Regions from separate parts of the Homo sapiens genome. Here region 2 is linked to region 1. A link is an interaction called in ENCODE POLR2A ChIA-PET data of the cell type or tissue named here. Cell type or tissue: OCI-LY7. All regions are shown on one strand. Links, peaks and the distances in the headings refer to the core of each region. The heading gives the core; the rest is flanking DNA.

Evidence for each region. Peaks named below come from ENCODE experiments on the same cell type or tissue, not always from the same donor. Only the 100,000 strongest peaks of a DNase experiment are listed, where the experiment ranks them.
Region 2: POLR2A ChIA-PET joins it to region 1 with 5 read pairs; 3 of 35 experiments call an interaction of 5 or more read pairs at or near these places.

What each region holds. Positions count from the first base shown.
Region 1 is chr12:31,407,122-31,410,710 of GRCh38, forward strand. It overlaps DENND5B (DENN domain containing 5B), which reads right to left. Exons shown (of 21, transcript NM_144973.4): 14 at 2,142-2,263. Among named protein-coding and RNA genes, the nearest start is that of LINC02387, 40 kb to the left of the region's middle. In OCI-LY7, for the core only: no CTCF peak of the experiment used is centred there; no DNase peak of the experiment used is centred there; H3K27ac peaks cover 422 bases.
Region 2 is chr12:31,617,041-31,620,629 of GRCh38, forward strand. No RefSeq gene overlaps it. Among named protein-coding and RNA genes, the nearest start is that of DENND5B, 28 kb to the left of the region's middle. In OCI-LY7, for the core only: no CTCF peak of the experiment used is centred there; no DNase peak of the experiment used is centred there.

The DNA of each region.
Region 1 (3,589 bases), core at 617-3,116:
TAATTAATTTATTTATTTATTTATTTTGAGACGGAGTCTCGCTCTGTCGCCCAGGCTGGAGTGCAGTGGCGCAATCTCGGCTGACTGCAACCTCCGCCTCCCGGGTTCAAGCAATTCTCCTACCTCAGCCTCCTGAGTAGCTGGGATTACAGGCGCCCACCACCACACCCAGCTAATTTTTGTATTTTTAGTAGAGACGGGGTTTCACCATGTTGGTCAGGCTGGTCTCTAACCCCTGCCCTTGTGATCCAACTGCCTTGGCCTCCCAAAGCGCTGGGATTACAGGCTTGAGCCACCGCGCCCGGCCCAATTTTAAAACTGTATATAACTTTTTAGTTTCTTACACCTGCAGTAACCTAATCAACGAATAGTAACTTGACAGGCATTACAGGATGGCCTAATCCCCATTCCAATTCCCTTTTCCTTTGTCTTCCGTTACCAGAGACTGGAAAGCCAAAACCTACACAATTCTGGCCAGTGAAATGTTAGTGATATTTATTGAGATTTTTTGGAAAATTATGTCTTTCTAGCACAGATCCTGCCCCTCCTTGGCACTCTCTCCTTCCTGCTGGAAGGTATGCTGAGAACAGCCATGTTGAAACCATGAGGTAACTAGCACACACAGAGCATGTCTAACAGGAAAAAGACAATGAGCCTGGGTCCGTGACAGCACTGCCCACTGCCTACTTTGAGACCTTTATTATGTAAGTGAAATTACTATGCTGTAAACCACTGGTTTTCAAGTTTCTGATACTTGCAGCTAAATGCAATTCCTAATTGATACAAGTAAAAATTCTCCAAAGTAAGGAAGAGGACCCACTGCAAATAAGAATTAGCAATGAAGGAAAGAATAAATGCTATCATTCGGCTTTCTATAAAAAATACATCTCTTGGACAGGCTCAGTGGCTCACACCTGTAATCCTAGCACATTGGGAGGTTGAGGCGGATGGATCACCTGAGGTCAGGAGTTTGAGACCAGCCTGGCCAACATGGTGAAACCCTGTCTCCACTAAAAACACAAAAATTAGCCGGGCATGGTGACATATGCCTATATACAGATGTGTGATTTGGGAGGCTAAGGCAGGAGAATCGCTTGATCCCAGGGGACGGAGGTTGCAGTGAGCTGAGATTCCACCACTGCACTCCAGCCTAGGTGACAGAGCCAGACACCATCTCAAAAAAACCAAAAACAATAACAACAACAAAAACAACAAAATCTCCAGGTCCAGCGTGGTGGCTCATGCCTGTAATCCCAGCACTTTGGGAGGCTGAGGCAGGTGGGTCACTTGAGGTCAGGAGTTCGAGACCAGCCTGGCCAACATGGTGAAACCCCATCTCTACTAAAAATACAAAAATTAGCCGGGTGTGGTGGGGCGTGCCTGTAATTCCAGCTACTCAGGAGGCTGAGGCACAAGAATTCCTTGAACCCAGGAGGTGGAGGCTGCGGTGAGCTGAGATCGTGCCACTGCACTCCAGCCTGGGTGATGGAGTGAGACTCTATCAAAAAAAAAAAAAAAAAAAAAAAAAAATTCTCCAATCAGCATTTCCTTCCAAAGTTGAATGATGTCCAATTGCATAAGTTTATTATTAACACACAGATACTTTGATTTTATGTGTTTTCGTTAAGATATTGAAATATTTACTTAATAAAACATTCCTTTTCTCATCTATTGTAGGTAACATTTCCTATCAAAGACTGGGTTTCTTGGGAAGAAATCTCTGAGTCAGAAATTAGCATGGACAATGCTGCTCCTGGGACCAACATGTGAGAAGGAAAGCAGGATTGGTTAAGCAAGATGTTAAGCTTCGATGCAGTCTCAATGAAATCCTCATCTATCTAACCCCCATGGTGAGCTCCGGGACAGCCCTTTGTTCAGTCATGGGATGCTGGCTGGAACTGACAGAAGGTATCATCTCCAGTGAGGTACTTTTCTTCAGTAAGGCGTTCTCTAAAGCCTGACAGCCAAGGGTTTCCTGTAGCACTCTTAGCATTTGGGGAATATCCTTTACTCCTAAACAGAGACCTGGGCGTATGTCACAATGTCACATGTACTATGGCATATCTTGCTTTAAAAAATATAAATGCTTTTATTGCATTGGTCACCTCAGTAACCCTTAACGGTCAATTCTCTAGACTTACTGATAGTGGTGAACACACTGGTGAAGCAGAAATAGTCCACAGCATTGAGAGAAAGAAGGTGGTAAAGAAACTGCTCTCTTTCTTCTTCGCAACGTAGAAAAGCATATCGCTTATAAAGCTTCCTAGGAAAGGGTAAGACAAGCACAAGACAGTAGTATCAAAGAAAAAAAAAAAAAACCAAGACAGTAGTATCATGTACTTTTCATTATGTCTTTTTTTTTTTTTTTTTTTTTTAAACAGAGTTTCTCTCTTGTTGCCCAGGCTGGAGTGCAATGGTGCAATCTCAGCTCACTGCAAACTCTGCCTCCTGGGTTCAAGTGATTCTCCTGCCTCAGCCTCATGAGTAGCTGGGATTACAGGCATGTGCCACCACGCCAGGCTAATTTTTGTATTTTTAGTAGGGATGGGGTTTCACCATGTTGGCCAGGCTGGTCTCCAACTCCTGACCTCAGGTGATCCATCTGCCTCGGCCTCCCAAAGTGCTGGGATTACAGGCATGAGCCACCATGCCCGGCCATTTTTTTTCTTTTGTTTCTTTCCCATTATGTCTTTTTTCCAGGATGGGGTCTCGCTATATTGCCCAGGCTGGTCTTGAACTCTTGGACTCAAGAAATCCTCCTGCCTCAGTCTCCCAAAATGTTGGGATTATAGGCATGAGCCACTGGGGCTGGCCCTCATTAAGCCTTGACTAAAAATAAATAGCTCCTCTTAGACAAACACCTTTAATCTTGAAAAAATAGATTCATTCTATTTCAATTCATAAAAATGGATATATAAACAGTTAATAAAACACTTTTAACCTAATAATTAAGGAAAAAATGCATCTATTTTATCTATCAAACTAATAAAGACTTAAAAGTGATGACCAGTGTTGACAAGGAAGAAATGAATGCCATTCTCACAGTTGGTGAGACTGAAAATTTCAGGAAAGCAATTCAGGTAACAATTACTTTAAACCAATCATACCCCTTGACTCATCAATTTTACTTTTAGGATTCAGTCCTAAAGAAACAGATGAAATGGGGCAAAGATTTCATTAAACACTTACATTTAAGCACTTTCCCAAGTGTTTTATAGGTATTAATACATTTAATTCTCACTCTATGAGGTAAGTCTATTAGTGCCTTTTTATTATTTATTTATTTATTTATTTTTCTTGAGATGAGGTCTCGTTCTATAACCCAGGTTGCTGGAGTGCAGCGATGCAGTAACAGCTCGCTGCAGCCTTGACCTCCTGGGCTTGAGTGTGCCTCCCACCTCAGCCTCCCAAGCTGCTGGGACCACAGGTGCACGCTACCACACTCAACTAATTTTTTATTTTTAGTAGAGATGGGGTCTCACTATATTGCCCAGGCTGGTCTTGAACTCCCAGGCTCAAGCAATCCTCCCACTTTGGCCTCTCAAAGTGCTGGGATTACAGGAGTGAGCCACCACACCCAGCCTAGTGT
Region 2 (3,589 bases), core at 487-2,986, 210 kb after region 1:
GAAGCTCTATGCCCCTTCCCATACCTTGCCCTATGCATCCTTTCAAGTATCCTTTACAATATATATATATTTTTGAGACGGAGTCTTGCTCTATCACCAAGCTGGAGCGCAGTGGCGCGATCTTGGCTCACTGCAACCTCCAGCTCCCTGGTTCAAACGGTTCTCCTGCCTCAGCCTCCTGAGTAACTGGGACTACAGGCACGTGCCACCATGCCCAGCTAATTTTTGTATTTTTTGTAGAGATGGGGTTTCACCATGTTGGCCAGGATGGTCTTGATCTCTTGACCTCATGATCCGCCCACCTTGGCCTCTCAAAGTTCTGGGTTTACAGACGTGAGCCACCGTGCCCAGCCTTTTTACTTTACTTTATTTTATTTTATACAGAGCCTCACTCTGTCATCCAGGCTGGAGTGCAATGGCACAATCTTGGCTCACTGCAACCTCTGCCTCCCTGTTCAAGCGTTTCTCCTGTCTCAGCCTCCTGAGTAACTGGGATCACAGGCACCTGCCAATAATATTCTTTATAATGAACTGATAAATGTAGATATGTATTTCCCTGAGCTCTGTGAGCAGCTCTAGCAAATAAATCCCCCAAGAAGGGGGTCATGGAACCGTGATTTATAGTTGGTAGGTCAGAAGCACAGACAAAACAACCTGGGGCTTGCAATTGCATTGGAAGTGGGACTGAGTCCTCAACCTATGGCATCTGACACTACCCAAGTAGATAGTATGAGAATCGGATTGAATTAGAGGACCTGCCCCCCCCACCCCCTGCTGCCACCACCACCACCCAGCTAGTGTCCATTGCAGAATTTTTCTTAGACAGGGTCTTGCTCTGTCACCCAGGCTGGAGTGCAGTGGCATGATCAAGGCTTACTGCAGCCTATCAACCTCTCAGGCTCAAGAGGTAATCCCACCTCAGCATCCCTAGCTGGGACCATAGGTGCACCCCCTTGCCCTTCCCCCTAATTTTTTTTATTTCTTGCTGGTGGAGAGAAACTCCCACACATTTGGTCACAGAAGTCTTCTGTGAGACTGGTGTGAGAGCAGAGGAAAAACTGTTTTTTCTACTCAATGGGTTATTGATAACTAAATTAGTTAATGTCTGTAAAGTACAGGATAATGCCACCGAGTAACTACTAGGTAAGCATTTATTAAATGAAACACCAATTTCAGGTTAAAAAAGAAACCTGAAATGTTGATTCTGTTGAATAAAAAGTATAGGAGGTTGTTTTTTTGGATTAAGTTTCTGTACTATGCTCCAACAGACAAAACCAAAAATCAAAATGGAGTCACCCATGCTAAAGTTCTGTCACCAAACTTCAATAAGTTGTTATCTGATCTTCAGAGTGAGACCAGTGGGCTGGGGGAAGTTCCCAAACACTGATGAAACCCTGACCCAGGCCAGTGTGCAGGTTCTTGATACCATGATGAGAAGGAATTCAAGGATGAGTCAGAAAATCGTGAAAGTACGGAGATTTATTGCAAAGTAAAAATACACACTCAAGAAAGGGGAGCATGGGCATACTCATGAGAGAGCTGCACAAAGGGGCTTGGGGTTTCTTATATGGGTTTCTTTACCCAAGGGGTGGACTATTCATGAAGATTCCTGGAAAAAGGTGAAGATTTCTCAGAACTGTGATGCTGCCCATTTTAACACCAAATACAGTGTTCTTGTCACAGTGTAGGTGGGTGTGCGATTTGTTTATTAATGGGTGAATAATGAGGTCCTAGGAGAAACCTAGGTCAAATCCTGCTCTCTGTTGGGTCCAGTTGGTTTTAGCCAGCTTGGCCCACATCCTGTTTTTCATGGTCTTATCAGTCCCCAGTTTATGGAGCTATTTCAACAGTTTCATTTTGCTAGGCATGTGAAACTGCTGCCTGGAATTTTCTGTTCTCTTGCAACCACCCTGTATTATTCCTGTCTCAAGAGAAAGCAGGAGAGAGAGATAGCCAAATTCCCAAACAGGTCACTTAATCTTCAAGAGTCACGATAATGAGTTTCCCTCTGCTTTAATCCTTTCACACACAGAAAAAGTAGCCCCAAGAAGCCTGATGTTAACTAATCAGTTATTTTTCTGTTGTTCTATCTCCTTGTCTCATCTTACAAGAAAAGTCACTTTGAAACAATGGACATAATCTTTGCTTCTTCTTTTTTTTTTTTTTTTCCTGAGACAGAGGCTCGCTCTGTCGTCCAGGCAGGAGTACAGTGGTGCCATCTCAGTTCACTGCAACCTCCACCTCATGGGCTGGTCCACCATGATCCTCCCACCTCAGCTTCCCGGGTAGCTGGGATTACAGGCATGGGCCACCACACCCGGCTAATTTTTGTATTTTTTAGTAGAGATGGAGTTTCAGCATGTTGCCCAGGCTGATCTTGAACTCGTGACCTCAAGTGATCCACCCTTCTGGGCCTCCTAAAGTGCTGGGATTACAGGTGTGAGCCACTGCACCCAGCCTGCTTCTTTCTTCATTCCTTCTTGCTCTGTGAAGCCAATGCCTTCTGCTCAGCTCATGATTCTGTTTTGTGGAACAAAGTGTTACCTGTTTCTAGAATTGCAAATAAAGCCAATTGAGATTTTTTTTTTTTTTTTTTTTTTGGCAGAGTCACACTCTGTTGCCCAGGCTATAGTGTAGTGGTGAGATCTCAGCTCACTGCAACCTCCAACTCCTGGGTTCAAGGGATTCTTCCACCTCAGCCTGCCAAGTAGCTAGAACTACAGGTGCACACCACCATGCCCGGCTAATTTTTGTATTTTTAGTAGAGACAGGATTTCACCATGTTGGCCAGGCTGGTATTGAACTCCTAACCTCAAGTGATTTACCCGCCTCAGCCTCCCAAAGTGCTGGGATTACAGGCATGAGCCACCGCACCCAGCCCAACTGAGATATTTAAACTAAACTTGTTGTAACTTTGTCTTTTGACAAGTCTAAGAATATCAGTAATTTTTTTGGCAACCAGTAGATAGCCCCTTCCCTTTTTTTAACTTCCCAAAAGGCAATTGAACCAAATCAAAATAATTTACCAAGATGTAATCTAAACACTTCCCTCATTCAGGTTTTCCCCAGTTATTAACTATGTTAACATAATTAGTGGCTATGCCAACTCATGATATGTTCTTTTTTTAAAAAAACATTTCTGTAGCCAGGCATGGTGGCAGATGCCTGTAATCCCAGCTACTCAGGAGTCTGAGGCAGGAGAATCGCTTGAACCTGGGAGGCGGAGGTTGTAGTGAGCCGAGATCATGCCACTTCACTCCAGCCTGGGCAACAAAGCAAGACTTTGCCTCAAAAAAAAAAAATTGTTTTTGCAATTATTTAATCAGACTTTCTTAAGACTTTGACCTTTATGCACTTTTACCTTCCTTAATAACTCTTCAAAAGAGGCCTTGAAAAAAATGCAATGACTAGCAAGTTATGGGAGTACTGGAATGCAATGACTGTTCAAAGGTTGGTTTCACCCATAGCCATGAGTGTCATAGTCCCAGGAAGATGGGTTGAATTCAGGGCCACTCTAGGAATTTTGCTTGCGGTTTCATAAGCATAGACTATTCCAGACTCCACATCCTTTTTACCTACAATGAGTCCC